2 separate regions of the Mus musculus genome follow, and region 2 is linked to region 1. The links are chromatin loops, found by intact Hi-C in ENCODE. Cell type or tissue: heart. All regions are shown on one strand. Each heading gives the region's core, and the rest is flanking DNA. Links, peaks and the distances in the headings are about the cores only.

Region 1 (10,176 bases), core at 768-8,767:
ACTCTTAGGACAGTCCCCTCAAAGGGCCATTTACTTCCTTGTTTGTTCCTTCTCCAGCTTCTATTTTCTAAGTGAGACTTCAAAACCCCCATGTGCCCATCCTCACTAAAACCTCCAGAGTTATTTCCATTGATAGCTGCAACCCAGTTCTCAACCCCTTTGCTTGCCTGTCATCCTGTAAGGGCTGAGAGCTCCTATCTCTCTGGCCCATTGGCTCTCACTTTCTTAGGTGGGTCATATTTTGTTTGTCTTGATTCTGTGATAAATACCCTGACAAAAGCAACCCAAGGAAGGAAGGAAGGGCCGAGGCTTATTCTGACTCTCACTGCTAGGCTGCTGTCCATCACGGTGGATGAGTCACAGGAGCAGGAGCATGAGGGAGTGAGTCACTTTGTTTCCTTAGTCAAGAAGCAGAGGACAGCAAGCACATGTTATCTTGTACACAATCTAGGATCCCAGCCACTTCGTAGTCCTACCTCTATGAACCAGATCTTCTCATCTCAAGGAATGCAATCAAGATAACTCTCCACAGGTATGCCCAGCGGGCCATCTCCCAGATGATTCTAGATGTAACCCCCTTCCATATCCTGCACAATTTACACCATTTTAGAGAAATCTTCTGTTAGCACCAGGAAAGTATCAAGACCCAGACTTAGTAGATAAAATTACTCAAGTCTGATGGGAATTACCAACTCTCTGAGGACTTGTGAAAAATCAATTTTGAGTTGTATGGATTTACATGCGAACCAGGCAACTGTAGTTAGAAACTGAACTAAAATAGTGTTCTAAAGAGAACATAGCTATAAGAAAAAAAGCACTTGGGTTTAAGGAGTAGTCCTTTCATTCATATCTTTATTACCCCAAGAAGTCTATTTTATTACATCCAGAGACACTTTTCTTTTCTGTAAGGACATGCAGATAATGTCACAAGTATGAGTTTATTGTAAGCATGACATAAAACAATTGTGTGCCTGGGCTATGGCAGCAACTCAGTGGCCCTGGAATGCGGTTTTGTCTGTCTCTCTTATTCTCATGTTAGGCTTCACACGTTTGTTGCTTAAGAGTGTTCTAACCCCTTCCCCACCAGAGAAAGGCACTAGTCTACCACACCGTGGCTAGATAAGTTATGGTAACAGCGGTTTCCAGTCTTTCTATTAAAAGAGATTTGTCAAAGTCACCATACCCAGTTTAACTTGGGCACTGATTCACTGCCAGCATGAACAAGAGAAAGAAAAGAAAGAAACAAGGAAGGAGAGGGGGAAGGGAGGGAGAAACAAAGGAAGAAACGAAGGAAGGAAGGGAAGGGAAAATCATCTGATGGGATGGTTTAACCTTTCAAATATCTGAGCATTCTCTGGAGAAGTCAAGTGGTCTAAGAATATGCTTGTTCATTCATTCATTCATTCATTCACTCAACAAACATACTAAAGGTCCCAAGCACATATGAAGGACAGCAAGCACATAGGAAAGGTACCAAGCACTGTTGTCCGTACAGACCCTGCAATGGAACAAAGAAAAGATAAATTACTCCAATCCAGTGGATCTTACTCTGTTCACTCTCTTACCTAGAACCAAATCACATTTATCTATCCCCTGAAATGATAAGCTTGGGTTGAGAGCCCTGTGATTCCCTGCATGGCTTGGAGCTTCGACTGCTTCTCTAACGCCTTGGTTTCCAAGCCTGAGTGCCTGTGATAGTTGTTGGACACAGTACTGCCTGAGGATACTACCTTACTTTGAGTCTCTCGGCATAGTTAACTACCCCCAACAGGCATGAGTAGAAAGGCTGAGTTATGGGTATATCTTTTATGACTCTCAGCTAATCATAGCCATCAAACTTCTTCAAGTCACAGGCGACCAGCTAATGAGACCCCATTCAAAACAGCAAAGCCCACCTGGAATCAGTTAAGCTGTTTGGGGACCCACTTCCTGTTTCCTGAGCATCAACATCCCCTGATTATGAGCACAGCCCTCAATCACAGGATCCCAGTGTGCAGACTGTTCTTGGCTCCAATAAAGTCTGCTAGAGTTCAATGTGGCTAATATTTTAATTCTCATATGTTAAGGTCCTAGCATGTCCAAGCCGCAATTCCGTGACAATATTAAACGGGCTGTCCTATCATGTCAACTAGACTATCCCTTGTCGACTTCAGATTTGTCACTTGAATATTTAAAAACCAGACTAAGAGGAGATGAAAACTTTAGAACAGGTCCACACCAGCTTTGTTTCTCTAACTCAGTGATGGGTTAAGGTTTTCTAGCTCACGGATGGGATCTGAACACCAAGCTGGTAGGTATGAGGGACATTGCAATGGCACAGATTTCTGTTCCTGTACTCCAAAAATAACCAAGCATTCCTGCAAGGTCAACTATCAGATCCGAATCCTACCCCGATTCAAATGAAATCTATTTTCTCCCAAGCATCCGCCTAACATCACTCTGGCTATCCACATTGATGTCCTAATGCGTCTATTTGTTTCAAATGATTCATCTTTATACAGTTCAGTGCATTCACTACGATAGGGAGCATTGTCAAGCAGGTGGCCGTGAGGCTCATTCTCTGAAGGCTAAAGAAAACCTTTTTTTTTTTTTTTTTTTTTTTTTTTGTTATTCATACTCCGGTATCCAGGTTACATCTTGATAATTACTTTAAAAACTAAGAGTAAAAAATGGCAGATGGAATGTTGTTGCTTTTCTTTCTCCTCCTCTTCTCCCTTTATGTCTTCACATTGTCAGGATGGCTCCATCCATTTAGATGGCAAGGCGGGCTCTGAATGAAGGCAGACCTGCACTTCCTCAGTCATCTCTCCAGTTCAATTACAGAGCTTTAGCGGGGCTAATTAGCATTCTTCAGAGCGGGAGCTCTTTGAGTGACAGGTAACCATGGAGAGTCACACTCTGGGTGATCAGCAAGAATCTAGCATTTCTTTTTAATTAAAAATTAGAAAAGCCTTGAAGAAAAAGCTGAGCGTTTACTGCCGTGTGCCGCTGCTGGTCCACGGTCGCTGCTGGGTAGAGGATAGCAATGGTGTCAGAGGGAAGTGGGGACCGTTTCAAAGGGAATCCAGGAGGATACCACAATAGTCTGAAACGGGGAAAAAATGTTTATCCTTCACTCTGACAACGGACACCGGAAAGAAAGCATGGAAAGACAAAAGATCGGGAGTTCTCCTCATATTACTCTGCTATCCCCTTCAGAGTTTGAAAAATAACGTTGTACTCAATAACAATATTTTTTTTCTGCCCGTCAAATGTTAGATTTAGCGCTTTGGCATAGCATTTGCAGTTATATAAATGATCCATGTTTAGTAACCACTGATTGGATGGGGATGGGAAATGTAATAGCCAACTACAAATATTAACAATTGTTTCAGTCCTGAGAATATGCAAAGGCCCTTTAGTGTGCAAGCACCTCGCCTGCTCCGACCGAGCACTTGAGACAGCAGAGAGTCTTTCCAGTGGAGTGACTACCAGGTCCGAGAGGTGAGTGAGGAACGGTCAGCTTAGCTCAGTAGCCCACGTGTGGGGAAAAAGTAAAGAGAAATCCTGGAACATGTTTAAAGCACTCCATAATCCCCCTACTCAAAAGCACGTAAGTGAACAATCTGGATGATCAGAGTTCGTTTTTATTTTTTCCCAAACTGAAAAGAAAAGGTTATATTTTCTTTCTGCTCATATCCATCTTATTATTTTTAAATTTAATTTCAACCTGCCTCTCCCTTTCCTGTTTTTACCCAAAAGTAGAATTGTAAAAAAACATTCTGTGGTGTTATTTCTGGCCAGTATCAAGCCAGGAAGCTCTTGCAATCTTGAGGGAGTGCCTGATCCTGAGAGCTTGCCAGCCTTCCTCCAGCTAGGTGGAAGAAAACAAAGACACTCGATACTCTATGACTTCTTCCTCAGCGCTTGTGGATGCTCGCTTACTTTGGGAAGATTCACAGCAATAGCGAATGATGAGAATAAGTTGCATTAATTCACAGGCACATGCGTCCTGGTTCCCCTTCTGAAAACTAGTGGGTTGGTTTTTTTTAAGGTAAAAGTTGAATGAAGAAACAGATGTTAACTCCAAAAGTCTTTCTCCTGCAATATGTAGCAATGGGCATTCCCCATCAAACTGCTCATGGAACACTCCTTATAGCCATGCTCTTTAAAATAACCCCTCAACTTTTGAGATTTACACAAAACTAAATTTTACTCCATAGCAGTATTCTCCTCTCAAAATTCAAAAATCTAACCTCAATAAATTTAGCTTATGATTTGCTTTTGATGTAAAAGCAAGTGGGAAAATTTTAAAAACTTAAGTTCCATAAATTTCAAACATAATTTTTTTTCAGAAATTATTTTATAGCTAATAGAATTCTACTGGAGGAGGAAGGGCCATTCTCACACAGGAGCATCAGTCTCCAGTCTGAGCAACTTCACTCTGCAGGGTATTCTGTTTCACCAGTTATGTAGCTGTGTCCAGCTGTCATCCATGGTATTGACTACTTCTGTGGTTGTGATCTATTGTGGGTATATAAATATATAACATATGCATTGCTTTTTTTCTTCCTGATAGTGAATGAAATCGTTAGATTTTTTCCTGAATAAGCAGAAAACACTATACATTTTTAAACAAATCCATTAAAATAATCAGTGTCCTCCCTCCATACTGAGTGCATTTGGCATCTTGAACTACATGGCCATTTCTAGCTAATGTTAAAAGAAATATATTGAATTATTGGAAACTTAGAACTGTTTTCACCCAAATTCAATTCTGAGCATCTACAGATTGGTCAATTTGAACCCTTATGCCTATGGGTTTTTTTTTCTTTCTTCTAGTGTGTATGGACACCATTGAAATAAAAGAGAAAACTTGCAAGAATGAGCCACTTTACAACATTTCATATTTAATTAGAGAAGACGAGCCAGGAGGGCTGCTGACACGGTGCCAGAGAATATTTCTAATTGCTTTACATCTTCCTACTTCGTGATGATGTCTCCTCTAGTGGGAGAAAAAAAATAAATCAGTTAATAATTACAGGTACTACCATTTTTTTTTTCAGAAACAGTCAACACCCCTCAGTCAGCTAGCTCGGACCTCAGTGTGGTGAGCTGTGCTTAGTCTCCTGGATACTATTGTTTAGATTTTCCTCATTGATTCCCAACACTTACATAAAGTCAAACACATCAGGCCTCCTGCTGATGGAGGTTAATCTGCTCACTGTACAGATGAAGGACAGGTCACAGCGAGGCTTCTGGCCCTTACTCACTAGCTTCTCCATGAGAAGTAGAACTCAGCTCCCCCATGAACACGCTTTGCTTTTGGGTTCCTGCCATTCCCTGGGGCTGTTCGTTAGATTCCACACAGACTTCTCATGACATGACTCACACTTGACTCACAGAGTCTACAAAGAGCACAAAAGCCAGCTGACCACATCCTGCCACGCACACCCCTTTAACAGTCCCAAGCCCTCTCTTTCTAAGTCACTGCCCTGGGAAGACGGTATTATACCCAATCTGATAGGTACTTACTTCCTTGTGCTATTGCTCTGACGGTCTCAGGGCATTTTGCAAACACTCTGCATTCACCTTTACCTCACCGGAAGAAAATCCTCTTTGTGCAGGGAAAAATACATTGGTCTTAGGTAGCTTCTACTTTCTGGTTTGTCCCTAGTCTGTCTGATATGTGTTTATGTATGCTGCCTAATGTCTAAGTGTTTGGCTCATGTCTCTCACTGGAGCGGGGGAGGGGGGGTATAAGAGATACTTTACAGAAATCTTTAGCAAAGTTTTATAAGCAAAAATATCACAGAGTTCAACTGAGCCATGTGACAGACAATACTGCCAACATACCGTGTATCAAACAATATCTCTATGCTGTTTCCAACATTTATGGCAAGTATTTGTAGCATAAGGTCTCTTTTGACATATTTGCTGTTTTCAACAAATGATTATCATAACACAAACACACACACACACACTGTTCTCTGGGTCAGGGGCATGGAACAGTACATAATTTAAGATTACAGCTATGCACTAGTGTAGGTTGTAAAAGGTGATTATATTGGAAATCCAAAGCAAATAAAGTTGGGTGTTCTTTTGTTCTCTTAAATCAAGTTAAGCAAGCAGGCCAAGTACACAGTAGGATGGCAGTCATAGTATTATATGACCTCAAGGTGTATTGTTAACTCAGGGGACAGGGGCTTACTGGCCTCAACCGTACACAACACACAACTAAGGAATTCTGTGAGAGAGTAAAAGAAATAGTCTCAGAGAAGAAAAATAGGTAAAGAAATAAACCAATTGATTATCTAATACCAAATGCCCGACCCTGAAAACATATGTATACAAGTAATATTATATAGGCTGAGTAGGTTGTATTCATTTATATACATGATATATAATATTCATTTCTATATGAATATTATATGTAAATGAATATATTCATATGTAATGCATAAATATGCCAACTCTTCATCATATGCAATGATTTTAACCAGTTGTTGCATAACCTCAGTGCCTATGAAATTACTGATTTTAACTTCCTAAACCCTCTCCTGCTGAACACATCACAAAGGCTGCCTGTTAGACTTACGTGTGCCCTCTACTCCTGCACTGTAGCAAATCTGAAAAATGGATTTTCCATTGAGTATTACTGCTCTGTTTTTTTTTTTAATTCAGCCACCAGTAGAGAGATTGAAACAAATGTATAGGCTCAAAAGATCAAATAGACTATGAAGCACAGAAACCCAAGACAATATGGGCAATGAGTAATAAAATTTGAGATGTAGAGACACCACTTGGGTAGATCAAATTTTGTAAGTTCAACCCAGAAACAACCACAAGAGACTCATCAGACTTGCTAAAGGTGAGGTGTCAGCTAGTGAACACCCTCAGATCTGTTACAGACTTTTATCCCACCTTACTCAGCTGAATAAATTCTAGCCCAGGTCATTTTCTTTACTCAAACCCTGGAGCGCCTTCAGATGGAAAAGTGACGTATACCGCTATACCACTCACAGTTTGCTTCTGCCTGCTGCTCTCCGGTAACTTGAAAGTGGTTCTATGCAATGGCCTGCTTCTCCTTATTCCCCGAAGCTTGAAAAGTTCTTTCAGCTAAATGAGCACCCTGAAAGCTACGTTTGCAGAGCACATCTGTCTGCATACTCTCAGCCATACAGTGCTCCCTGCCTCCACCCGCTAAGCAGGAAGTGTAGGAACTGGACTACGTTCTCCTGGAGGAGGCTCTTGTTAAGCGCACCATCACTCCTGCATCTGGGAACCTTAAAGTTTAGTATCACGTGCACACACGGGCACACACATATGTGTAATACATATTATGGATGAACATGTATATATAATACATAACATACACATGTATAAATGAAGAAAATGTGAGAAATACTATAAGTTTAGTATCACGTGCACACACGGGCACACACATGTGTAATACATATTATGGATGAACATGTATATATAATACATAACATACACATGTATAAACGAAGAAAATGTGAGAAATATTATAAGTTTAGTATCATGTGCACACATGGGCACACACATATGTGTAATACATATTATGGATGAACATGTATATATAATACATAGCATACACATGTATAAATAATGAAGAAAATGTGAGAAATACTATGTTTAGTATCACGGGCACACACATATGTGTAATAAATATTATGGATGAACATGTATATATAATACATAGCATACACATGTATAAATAATGAAGAAAATGTGAGAAATGCTATAAGGAGAATAGAGTGGACTTAGAGGAACTACATGTTTGGAAGAATATGTTTTCTCTGAATGAGATACAGGAGGAATAAAAAAAAATACACAGAGGGAAAAAAAAAGGTGGCAATTAAGTTGACTTATAAAATGAACATTGGATCCCATTACAGATGGTTGTGAGCCACCATGTGTTGCTGGGAATTGAACTCAGGACCTCTGGAAGAGCAGTCAGTGCTCTTAACCCCTGTGCTGGCTGTTTTTGCGTGTCAACTTGACACAGGCTGGAGCTATCACAGAGAAAGGAGCTTCAGTTAGGGAAATGCCTCCTCAAGATCCAGATGTAAGGCATTTTCTCAATTAGTAATCAAGGGTGGGAGGGTCCATTGTGGGTGGTGCCATCCCTGGGCTGGAAGTCCTGGGTTCTATAAGAGAGCAGGCCAAGCAAGCCAGTAAGTAACATCCCTCCTTAGCCTCTGCATCAGCTCCTGCTTCCTGACCTGCTTGAGTTCCAGTCCTGACTTCCTTTGGTGATGAACAGCAACATGGAAGTGTAAGCTGAATAAACCCTTTCCTCCTCAACTTGCTTCTTGGTCATGATGTTTGTGCAGGAATAGAAACCCTAAGATAACCGCTGAGCCATTTCTCCAGCCCTGAGCAAAAATTTTAATTTTTTTTCAATGTAGACATGAGTTTCTCCTGAGGTGACAGGTGGAAATTTTTACTGGCTTTCAAACCAAGCCTTTTTCTGGTCATCATTTACATCAGCACTCCTTTATGTTCATGAAGACTGATGTCATGAGAGACAAGACAATCAGAATCATGGTAAAAGTTTGACAAAACCCAGGGGAAGCTGGGATACTCCTCTAGGATGCCCTGAGGCTCGTCTGGGTCCCTCCTTCACTAGGTGTTAGTGGAGAGACAATGGGCAGCATTCACAACGTTCTGAAGATGGGGAAGAAAAAGAAGCCAATGATTTGCTGTTCAACATTTCTCAGAACACATTCTGTTTTTATGGGGCCAGTGAAGTTGAAAGCATCGTTAATACATACCAGGAAGGCTGATATCTCCCTATATCTGAAAATATCAAAGAAAGGGGATGAATTTCTATATACATTGAGCATCAAGTTTTCTCTGAAATGAGACAGGCAAGTAAACAAATCTGTACCTGGCAACAATAAAAAAAAAAAAGCCAAGATAAATTCACTAGACATTTAAAGAAGAATTGACACAAGTATTGCTACATCTGTTCAATTAGCAAAAGGAAAGAATGTTACCAACTATTAAAACTAAGCCAAGTATTACTATGACACCAAACCCACATAACCACACAACAGAAAAAGAAAATTATACACCAGTCTTCCTGACGAAAATAGATACCAAAAAAAAAAAAAATCACTAAAATACTTTAAAACCAAATTCAACAATCCATCAAAAAGATCTTTCATGCTGATCAAGTTGGCTTCACTTCAGATATACAGGAATAATCATACAAGTTGATAAATACAATGCATCTCATAAATGGACTAAAGGACTCAAATCACAAGCGATCTCAATAGATTCAGAAAAGGCTTTTGACAAAACCCAATACCTTTGTGGTAAAAGCATTTAGATAGCAGGAGAAAAAAAAAGAAACATATATCAATATAATAAATGCTATATACAACAAACCTACAGCCAACATTATCCTAAGTGGGAGAAAACCTCAAATATGTTCCACTAAAACATATAGGAGCAAGATAAAGTGTCATTTTCTCTTGTCTCCTTCAGTACTCGAGGTTTTAGGCCAGTGAGACAAGGGATGAGGTAGGGGAAGACGGAAGATGAGGTTTACTCGTTTGGGGATGATATGATTCTATATACAAAAGACCATAAAGATTCAACCAGGAACTCTTCCAGCTGATGAGGACTTAGAGCAAAGTGACAGGAGATGAAATTAACGCCCAGCAATCAGTACCCTTCCCATATACTTTTGGCAGACATAGTGAGAGATAGGTGGAGGAAGCAAATTCATACAGCCTCAAAAAACAAAACAAAAAACAAAACAAAACCCCAAAAACCAAAAACCTTGGGATCAACCTAGCCACGGTTGCATAAGACATCTACAATGAAAACTTTGGAAAGTCAAAAGAAAGAAAGAAAAATGTCACTGGAGAATGTTTGAATAGTCATGGATTGGAAGCATGAGTGTGTTGAAAATTAGTATACTTCCCAAAACCAGCTACAGATTCAGACAAGTCCCTAGCCTTCAAAATTCCAATGCCATTCTTCATAGAAACATTTTTTAACCATAAAAGTAATCACCGGATACACAAAAGATGTGCATAATCGAGGGAATCCTATTGAGTAAAATATAACACAGTTCTGGAGGTACGAGCACACTCATTTCTTTTTTTTTAAGATATTTTCTTTATTTACATTTCAAATGTTATCCCCATTCCTAGCCCCCCC
Region 2 (10,176 bases), core at 1,060-9,059, 220 kb after region 1:
GTCTCATCACATGTCATACTCAAAGTCACGTCCTCGACGCTTAAGACTTGATAATATACTCATCTTCACTTCATCTCAGGTTCTGTGGGGATTGTGTTCGCTCTCAAACCCAGGACAAATGGCTGAGGTTCCTATTCATCACATTAAAGAACAGCTGGCAGCCAGGTTCTCCCAGCATCCTTCAGTCCCTACCTGTTACATGGTAGGCTAGCATTCCCTGCCCGCTACCCTGAACTCTCTAGTCCAGGGGCTGGGCTGCCCTTCCCGAAGCTGCTGTTCCTTATATAATCCAGATCTTTGGTTACCTGGCCCTTTACTCTCCAGGTTCTCTCCCTCCTCGTCTCCTCGAATTGCCCAGCTCAGGGTCCTGTTGACTCTGGACAATCCCAGAAGTCTCTGCCCCTGCTCCTGCCTCTGCTCTCCCTATACCTGCAAAATCCCTTTTCCTCCACCATATCTAGAAGCAGTCGTGACCTTCCTTTTTTTTCTTTCTTTTTTTTTTTCTTCATTCACTTTGGAGCCGGAGGGGTGGGCTCATGTCAGGTAAGTAAGTGTTCTACTACTGAGACACATTCCCCAGCCCAATCAAGAACATTTTCAAGTAAAGCTTACATTTAAAAAATAAAACTTGCAGCCATGTAACAGACAAAGGATACAAAAAGCAGTACATTTTGTCACTGAGCTGATGATGTCTTTTTAATAAACAAAAATTACTTGATCATGACAATCACCCAAGAGAATTTCAAGGGACTGATCATATCTCCTACACGTCTGTCTACAGATGGAGCGTTCAACACTTTGACAAGATCTGCTTGGTCAGATACCTAAAATCCAAAGCTGGAGAGATGGCGTGGTGCTGAAGGGTGCTTGTTGCACGACCACAAGAACTGGAGTTCAGATTCAGTAGCCATCCAAGCCTAGTGTCTCCTGCACGACGGGAACTCCAGCTCAAAGTCAGAAGACAGCAGGATCTCTGGGGCTTGCTGGCTTCCATCCTAGCTGAAAAACTGCCAATCCGCAGTTCAAATAGAGATCCTGACTCAGGGGAAGACGTGGAATAATAGAAACCAGAATACCTGAGGCCCTCTTCTGACCTCTATGCACATGCAAAAGCACACACCTATACACACGCATGTGCAAACACACACACACACACACACACACACACATGTATGCACACATGCATACAAATAAAACCCTATCTTAAAATCTGAAATCTATCCTGTTATTTCATTACTTTATCCTGTTTCTCCTCGTATAGAACCTACTTGTGACTGATGTTTTATCTCCAAGATGCATCTTAGTTTGCCTGACTCTCCCACAATAGCTTAGCCCTGTCTGTCTTGCTACTTTCCATGAACACTGACATCCCTTCTGTCTGGGAGATCTACTGACGAATTTCTGGCATCTGAGCCTGTTGTTTACTATCCTCTGGGTCCAGAATCTCAGAATAGCTGGCTCAACACCAAGCCTACCCTAGCCAAGGTTCCATGGGATCCCTTCCTCTCCTGTGTAGCTCTCATATCCTCACTACTCAATGTCTGCACAGCACTTTTAAGTATCTGTAGCTATATTCCTATGTTTGTTTACTATGGATCCCGTCTATTACAATGCAAACAGCAAGAGCTCTGCCATTTGGTTTCTTACTATATTTCTTAGCTATTAATTGACATAATACAAGCATGGCAGTGTCTAGTGACTGAATGAAAGCTGAATGGTAATGGGACCAGAGAACAGATCTTAGCCTTGTTTCTAAGCTCTGTGTTTGGGACTCGTAAATGAGTAGATTTGGCTGGGAGGAGGAAAGCAGAGTTACAATTGATTGCATGATATTTGGTAGGAAGAGAGAACATATGGTGGTACCACCAACCAAGTAACAGATGGGAAATAGAAGCAGGGTGGGTGTCACAAGAGCAAACAACAAGACAGGAACAATACAGGAAGACCTTACTGTGAATGGTTAGGGGAAAGCTTGTGTATAAAAAGCTTTGCGTAGAATCTTGAGAAGCAGAAGTCGTCTTACAATTCTCAAAAGCACTGATATTTGCTATTGGCTAAAACATTCTTCTGTGATTGAAAACAAGTCTTTTCTGTGCACTGAAGTTCCCTGAAAAAGCCATACCTGTATATGAAGATTATACGGACTGATGAGACCTTCTGATTGTCCAGAGTTGTTAATACTGAAGACGGTCACTCACTTCTGTCTCTAACCTAACACACCTTTTGTCTGTCATGTAATACCTCTGAAATGTACATACATTTCTTCTACCGACCCCAAACTGTCATGAGGCAATAGAGGAAACCTATAACAGAATTCCTCCTGCTCTGATTCAATCCGACTACCACCTGTCTCCATCAATATCCTGTGGTAAAAGCTCTGAAGACTGTCATTATTCTGTGACTATGGAAGTTCATGGAAACACTTTTGCCATGAGACATGTCACTCGGGTCAACCTGAATTCATGTTCCAGACAGATGGTCACTCATCACTCATCAGGGGAGGGAAAAATGTCTAAAGGCCGTAGGTCTGCCAGTGAGCTGACTTTAAATATGACCTTATGCAAATTATTAAATAAGCTATCATACATTACAAGGCAATATAGTTTATTCAGTGAAAATGTAACCATCTTACTGCAATATTACTAAAATAGCATTAGCATCATTCCTTAAATAAAGTATTACTTTGTTCCCATAGTTAATCAATATATCAAATGTAAAGAAACTCAAGCCCTCAGATCTTTACTAGCAAACTACATCTCACAGGAGCAACCAATCACTACACTCACTCTGGCAGAAGTCTTAAGCAACTTTCCATATACCTACAGAAAATGTCATGTTTTCAAAGTTTGTACTGTACACTGACAGAAATAAAATGAACCAATATATGTTTCCAACTTGGTCAACAGAATTCTTGGCCAATTGCAAAATACAGATTTAAAGCATAGATTATAGAATTTTTTAAAAGAAGAAATTTTGAAAATATGTCTTTTAAAACATTTAATAAAATTCACTTGTAACAATGATCTCTGCCAAAACACACTGCAACTTGCCTTTTTTGACAGACTTTTTAACAGTAATAATGATCAGCTAAATGGACATATTTCCTTCATTACTTATCAGTGAAGAAAAATATAAAAATTAATGAATCAGAAGGCTGTTCTAAATCACCATCCCTTTAATTCAAATTGAAAGTAAATCAAGTTTTTTACTCAGTTTACATCCAATTGCTACCCTGCCTCCTGGTTCCCCCAATCCCCTTCTCCTCTGAGAGGGTGGAGCCCAGATTCACCCTGATATACCCCTGGCACATCAAGTCTCTGCAGGGCTAGGCACATCCTCTCCCACTGAGGCCAGACACGGCAGTCTAGTTAGGGGAATGTATTCCACAGACAGGCAACAGCTTTAGAGCTAGCCCCAACTCCACTTGTTGGAGGGAACAACATGAAGACCAAGCTGACAGTAAATCAATATTAACAATAGTTGCCCATGGAGTCTATACCTAAAAAGCACTCGTCCCTATTTTCAAATATACATTTTCATGATCCATCCACAGCCTCCCAATGCAGCATAAACTGTTCATGGAGAATGGGCATAGGGCTTCAAGGAGAGGTTTCAGATAACCATTTACAGGCTCATTTAACTTTTTTGATTTTGCTGAACTTGCATGGGTTGAAGTACATTATCTAAACTTGTTTCTTTTCCTGAAATGAAATGTTCCCCTTTGACCTTTGAGGTAACAAAATGTTCATTATCCTTTCATGAAGATCACTACGCTTACATTCCTAAATAGCCTATGAGAACATTAAGAAGGCATGTTTTATTAAATAAGGCAACTATCATGAGGAATGAAATACAGAACAAAAGAGGAACAACTGTGCTGCAAAACAGAAGCACCTCCCCCCCAAAGGGCGGTTATTGATCTAGCCAGATAGGTGCACACACATGCACACACATGCACACCCACACACATGTCAAGGGACATAATGGAAAGTTTAGGGTGACTGATACTTGGCAAAACCTGAATACTTAAACTCAGATCTAAATATTTTTCTTGGCCACAAGTCACCATTCAACAGGAATACCTGACCTCACCCTGCTGTCTCCCTTTATGTGACTGAGTCATCTAGTATTTCCCATAATGGACAAGTGACACATCTGTATCAGCCAAGGCAGAGAGAGGAAGCACTCAGAGTCAATAAACCCATTCAGACATTCCTGTGATGATAAGGTAAGTCTGTCGGAGGTGCTGGGATGACTACTGGACATTTGAAGAGAATGACGGATGTTTCTAGACCATCCCAGTTCTAAGATTTATAGTTAAGATTAATAATTTATCGACAAACTTGGCTTTCAAAGTTATTCTCCCTTTAAAGGAATTGGTGCTCTATGGAAAAAAACAGGCGGTTCCAGAGCTCAGGCTGGGACAGTACGAGCTGAGCCTGAAACATGATGTACCAGAAAACAAAGTTGTGCTCAGAGAACAATGGAGACATGTCAAAGAAATAGAGAAGTCAGCTTGAAGGGACGCAGGCGGCATTCCTCAGGCCACATTCAGACATCTGAGTAGCACGCTGTGGTCCCCTTAGTGAAACAAGAACCAAAGTCCATAAGGACATTTAAACAATGGCGAGGCAGAGCCGTTCTTGACAAGAGAGTGCTAGCTAACAAAGAGGCGATGATGGAATTTAAGTCATTCACAGGCGGGGAGCAAATGAGAGTCAGAGAAGGCCCAGCGTCTCCTTACGTATGCATCGCCTTTAGCAAGAGGCCTCTAGGCTTAGGACTGTGATTCAGTGACCTTGGAATTTCTTATCCACTTTGCGGATCATGCTAAGTCCACTTCCTAAAAATGCTATTTCCACAAATTCTGGGTGCTATGGAGCCCTCTAGTAAGGAAGCGGCTGGAAAAGCCGGGCCACGTGCACACGTCACAAATCAGAATGTCTCATTAGAAGAGCCCCAAACACCAAGGCTTAAAACTGCACTATCAGTGTTAGTAGCGGCTGGGCAGGAGGTCTGCGATCGGGCTGTCACTCTGCTCTACAGTGAAAGCAGCCATTGTTCTGTAATATTGACTCTGGTGTCTTCTGTTGTTCAGTGGGGACGCCTTCTGTAAGCTCTCAGCAGAATAGTCAGGTCCACAAGCTACACGTCAATCCCAGAGTAAGACAATAGCATCACAGCACCAGAAAAGCCATGGATTTCAAAACATGCGACTCTTGTTGGACTCAAAGCCAAAATTTTTTTTCATAAAAGAATATAACATTCCAATTTGCTTTTAACATAATTGATGCAAATTCATATCTATAAGTATAAGAAATAAAATATATATTGCTAATAGAAAATATATTGATATACTGATGCAAATTGGCATGTTACAAAACTCACAGGTAATATATACATCAGTGTACTATCTTACCTTCCAAGGAGGAGTATAATAAATATATATTTTTAAGTTTTGTGTACCATTGAGTACTATTAATCTCTTAATTCTGCTCTAAAAAAAGTAGATCAGCAACTGAATTTCAAATTATGTACAAGAAGGTATATTGCCAATGTATTTAAAATAAAACAAAAACAACTGGTAGGAACATAAAGGTTGGCTAAATTAAAAGGAGGGTCTCACAAGATTGTCTAGCGGGGAAAGGCACTTGTGCCCAATCCTGACAACTTGAGTGGATCCTCAGGACCTACATGGTAGAAGAAGAGAATCAAGTTCCAAAAGTTGTCCTCTGACCTCCCCTCCACACCACACACACACACACACACACACACACACACACACACCACTTTGTAAATAATTTTAAAATTCAACAAATATAGAAAATTGAAAACTAGACTGAAAACACTTACTTACACCTACTGTGCCTTTAAAATGTAACCAGTATAATATGAAGTGATAAATTAAGACTCAAGAGGAAAATTTTTATTTTTATTATATATATATCTTACATTACTTAGTTGGACAGTTTAAACTACTTACCCCACGAATATATAAGCCAAATAGACAAACAGAAGTGGAAAATTACCTATCCTACTTTGCAAAACTATAGGTGGAATAAGGTTAGGATAGTACAGTTTGCACACTGATTTATCCATAATGCTTGGCGCAGGACTAAATGTAGCAAATGAGCACTTGTTAGTGTATCCAATGTGAATTTATTAAATAAGCTATAACAGGTGAACATATTAAATCAAAAATTCCATTTGCGCTCATGTGTAAAATTTCTGTAATACTGTCTCACATGTGTGTATGAGTACAGGAATGTTTTATTTCCACAATGACAAAAATGATCATTCAGACTAGACCTCTGAAGACCATTAGATTGTGAATGTATGAATGCAACATCAAAGGGCAAGGATCTGAGGGACGACAGGGAACCAAGAAAAGCTCACCTGAGCATGCTTTCTCCATTGAGTGCCGTGTTGACAGTCCAGAGACAGCCGAGGTGCTAAGAAGAGGAATAGCTTTTCTTTTGGCCTTTTGGGAACCGAAGGCACACCAGAACTGAACACACCAGAGTTCCCCATCACGTGAGTGGAGACCAGGAAACCCGGACAGCCTTAACTCTAATAGAATTCTAAACATTCAATCAGTTCAGATCTAGAATGAGGGGTTCCTGGGAACTACTGGCCTAAGACACCTGGCAGAAAGATGAAAACTGTCACTGGAGAAGGTACATCCAAGTCTCCAGTGTATTTCTATAAATGATTTCCCACATAGAGCATCCAACACATGATAAAAACATAACCAGATATTTAAACAATTAAGAATCCATAAACAAAACCAACAGATAGAATATGCAAAATAAAAAAAAATATCCTCAGAAGGACAGCCAAGCCGGAAAACTAAGCAGTGTTGCTGTGGTAAACAATGACTAAAAGCAACCTGGGAAGAGAAAGGGTCTATATCAGTTTACAGCTTACAGTACACTAAGGGAAGTCATGGAAAGAACAGAAGCGGACACCAAGAAGGGACTCTAAATACTGGTCTGCTCTCTCTGCTTGTTCAGCTACTTTCCAAATAGACCTCAGCCCCACCTGTCCAGGGACCCCACGGTGGGCTGCACCCTGCCACAACAATCAGCAAAGGAAAAGGCCCCACAGACACGCCCACAAGCCAATCTGATGGAGGCAATTTTTCAACGGATGGTCCCATGTGACTCGGGTTTGTGTCAAGTTGACAAAAACAAGCCAGCAGAAATCATAATTAAACATTATCCACAGGAAATAATAAGGTAATAATGATTATAGAATGAAAATTGTAACAAATTAAAATTCAAAGACATAATTTATAAACAGAAGATAAATGGAGTTAGTGTCCTAAGATTTCTATTAAAATGTATACAAAAAAGTAAAAATCAGCATATTTATTTCATTTTTCATCTGACAAACACAGTTAGTGGCATCAAGATCAGATCCAAGTGCCAAAGAACCATTGCCATCCAATTTCTCTTCACACTCAACTCCTCCCCTAGGCCCTGGCTACTGTACATCTGTCCCATGTCTCAGTAGTCATGTCTTTTCTAGGGCAGTGTAAATGCAGCCTCTTTAATACAGTCCCTCCACAACTGAGGTCCAGCTCCTCAGTGCAAATAGACTATTCATTCTAATGGCTGAATACTACACCACTGCATGGATGGGCATGCCAGCGCTTACCTAGACCTCAAATGACGGGCATCTGCATCATTGCTAGTTTCAGGGAATCATAAATAAAATTATTATAAACATTCATACATAAGACAATTTCACTTCGCTTGGGCAAATAGCCAGGAGTGAGATTAATACTTGCTTTATTAATGATGTATAAAAAAATAGATGACTTTGTTATAAGAAATAAAACCAAAATATACTACCTGCCTGCCTTAGCACATGCCTTCTGTGGCCTCAGTGACGTACTGTTCACTCGTTCCTTTAAGTCTTCAAGATCATGGCAAACAATCGGGTACCCTATCAGTCTAGAAGATGTACTCCAGTCAATTCATTAAATGAAGACAAAAGCAAAGGATAGACACTCTAAGTCTTTCAATTTTCATAGAAAAGTCTATGCTAACCTTTCTCCAGCTATATAATAGTTAGAATAGCTAAATAACATGACAATTTGTAGGACATAAATAACATTATTTCCATCATAAAATTAAGCTCAAATGCAAAGCTATGGATTCTTACAGTCTGATAAACTGTGTGTGGCTATTAACTAATCAATAACAAATAAACACTTGAAAGTGCAGAACACAGCTAACCAGGACATACTAAAACAGGTTAATATAAGGTTTTTGGATATGGGGTCATTTTTGTGGCTATCTGTTTTTCAGCACAGTGAAATTAAGAAAAAGTAGTATTCCATGCTAGGCAAACATTTCTTCTTTGAACTAAATCTTTACAGAATGGCTGCCCTACTTGGGAAATGTTTTCTAAAAACATTTGCTCAAGTCCCACTAAGTTACTTCCTGAGAAAGGATTCTACATTAAATACCAGGGGTCCAGCAAAACACCACGTCAAGGTAGCTCTTGACTGAAGTGTAAGTGGAATGAAATCAAATTATGGTACTGATAAGACTAATGGTTTTATTGAGTCTGATGGTTTTATTGCGTTTCTTGCCAACACCTGCTGGTTCAACTTTATCTTCCTCTTAATATAGATGGGATTAGAGACTCCCATAAACAGAACCCTCAGGTTGACTCATTAAGGAAACACTGACTGAACTCTCTTTCCAGCCCTGCTTGCTTTACTGAACCATGTTATAATGGTGACCACTACCTCACCTCCCTGTGCTTTACCTAATACAAACTAAATACTTTCCATTTCAATTGTCTCATTTAACTATGAGACTTGATGCTGAAAATAACGTTACATTTTTAAAATTCTAACTGTAAAAGCCATCATGCAACACTAACAGAATTTTAAAAGGGGGGATGTGTTTTAAAATATTATGCAATATGACTTTCGGAATGTGTTTTAGCAAATTCCATATCCTATAGCAGCAAAGCTTTAAAAGAAGATGATGTGGTGCTACTAAGCCCTCCTATGATAGTAAGCTGTGAAAGAGGATGTGGTCCTACTAAGCGCTGCAAGTTTTACTCCCAACTTTCCATTCCTCTTAACCTCAACATATTAAAACATAATATGAAAGGAAGTGAACTGCTTCGTATTCGAAATGTAAATGACAACGTATTCTTTTAAGTGATCGCTTTCTAACGGGAGCTGCAGTATCTGCCTCAAACACATGACTTCACTGTCTTTCTCGAGCTTAACAAACCCAAGTGAATCATGGGAGCAAGTTGACAAAGTCAGAGAATGGAATAACTCAAATGCAAGGTTAGACCTTTGGACCCAAGGAAGAGGAAGCAGGCTGGAATAAAACACATTTATTCATGGTATGGGTAAACATGTGCTAACTATAGCCTGCTTCTCACAGAAATGAATAAAGATATTTAATAATATATCATTCTGAGCAAAAATAATACTGAGCACATCCTTTATCAGGAGACCTAAAGCTGGCTAGCTTTCAGAACCATGGATAGAAGGTTTTTCATGCCTTCTTGTTTTCTTTTTTTAAAATGTATCTTCTTGGTCTGCCCATTCCTGTCCCTAAATTGACTGAATAAGTGTGAAGTGGAGCAGATATTTCTCCATTTTAAAAATGAACACACAAAAAGATACATGTGGCTAGATGGCAACCGGTTTGAGATCTACACAGTGTTAATTTAATAGGTCACAGGCTCTGTCTATTTTAAGCTTGGCTCTGTGCGTCCGGATGCAGTACCACAGCTGATGAGAACTTGGCCGTGGCGGCTGAAACTGCCCCTTGTGCTTGGCCCCACTAATAAAGCTGTTTCAGATGCAGGCCAGGAACATGAGAGCAGCAGCTCATGCCCAGGACCTTTCTGAGTCTGACTAGGAGCCACAGAAAAATAAGCAGCGGACACTGCCGGATGATGGAGTGGAAGGCAGGCAAGAGGGGAAACAGCCCAGAGGCAGGCAGGAGCCTGAGATGCCCTGAACATTTGTGTAGTTGTTAACACTTGTTTTTTTTTTTTGTTTGTTTGTTTGTTTTATTTTAAAAGAAGGAAAATTGTGGAAGAACACAGACATCTCTTTCATATACACATAAATGCCTCGCATGCACTACCTGATCACTCCTTTTTATACTACTGAATGTCATATCCATATAA

The links. Peaks named below come from ENCODE experiments on the same cell type or tissue, not always from the same donor. Only the 100,000 strongest peaks of a DNase experiment are listed, where the experiment ranks them.
Region 2: a loop joins it to region 1, with 2.3 times the contacts of the local background. A loop is called at or near these places in 2 of 42 quality-filtered maps.

Annotation. Positions count from the first base shown.
Region 1 is chr1:138,343,276-138,353,451 of GRCm38, forward strand. No RefSeq gene overlaps it. Among named protein-coding and RNA genes, the nearest start is that of Atp6v1g3, 75 kb to the left of the region's middle. In heart, for the core only: no CTCF peak of the experiment used is centred there; DNase peaks (open chromatin) are centred at 3,836 and 5,346.
Region 2 is chr1:138,567,191-138,577,366 of GRCm38, forward strand. All of the region lies in intron 1 of Nek7 (NIMA (never in mitosis gene a)-related expressed kinase 7), which reads right to left. Among named protein-coding and RNA genes, the nearest start is that of Nek7, 47 kb to the right of the region's middle. In heart, for the core only: no CTCF peak of the experiment used is centred there; DNase peaks (open chromatin) are centred at 1,451 and 4,501; H3K4me3 peaks cover 892 bases; H3K27ac peaks cover 1,016 bases.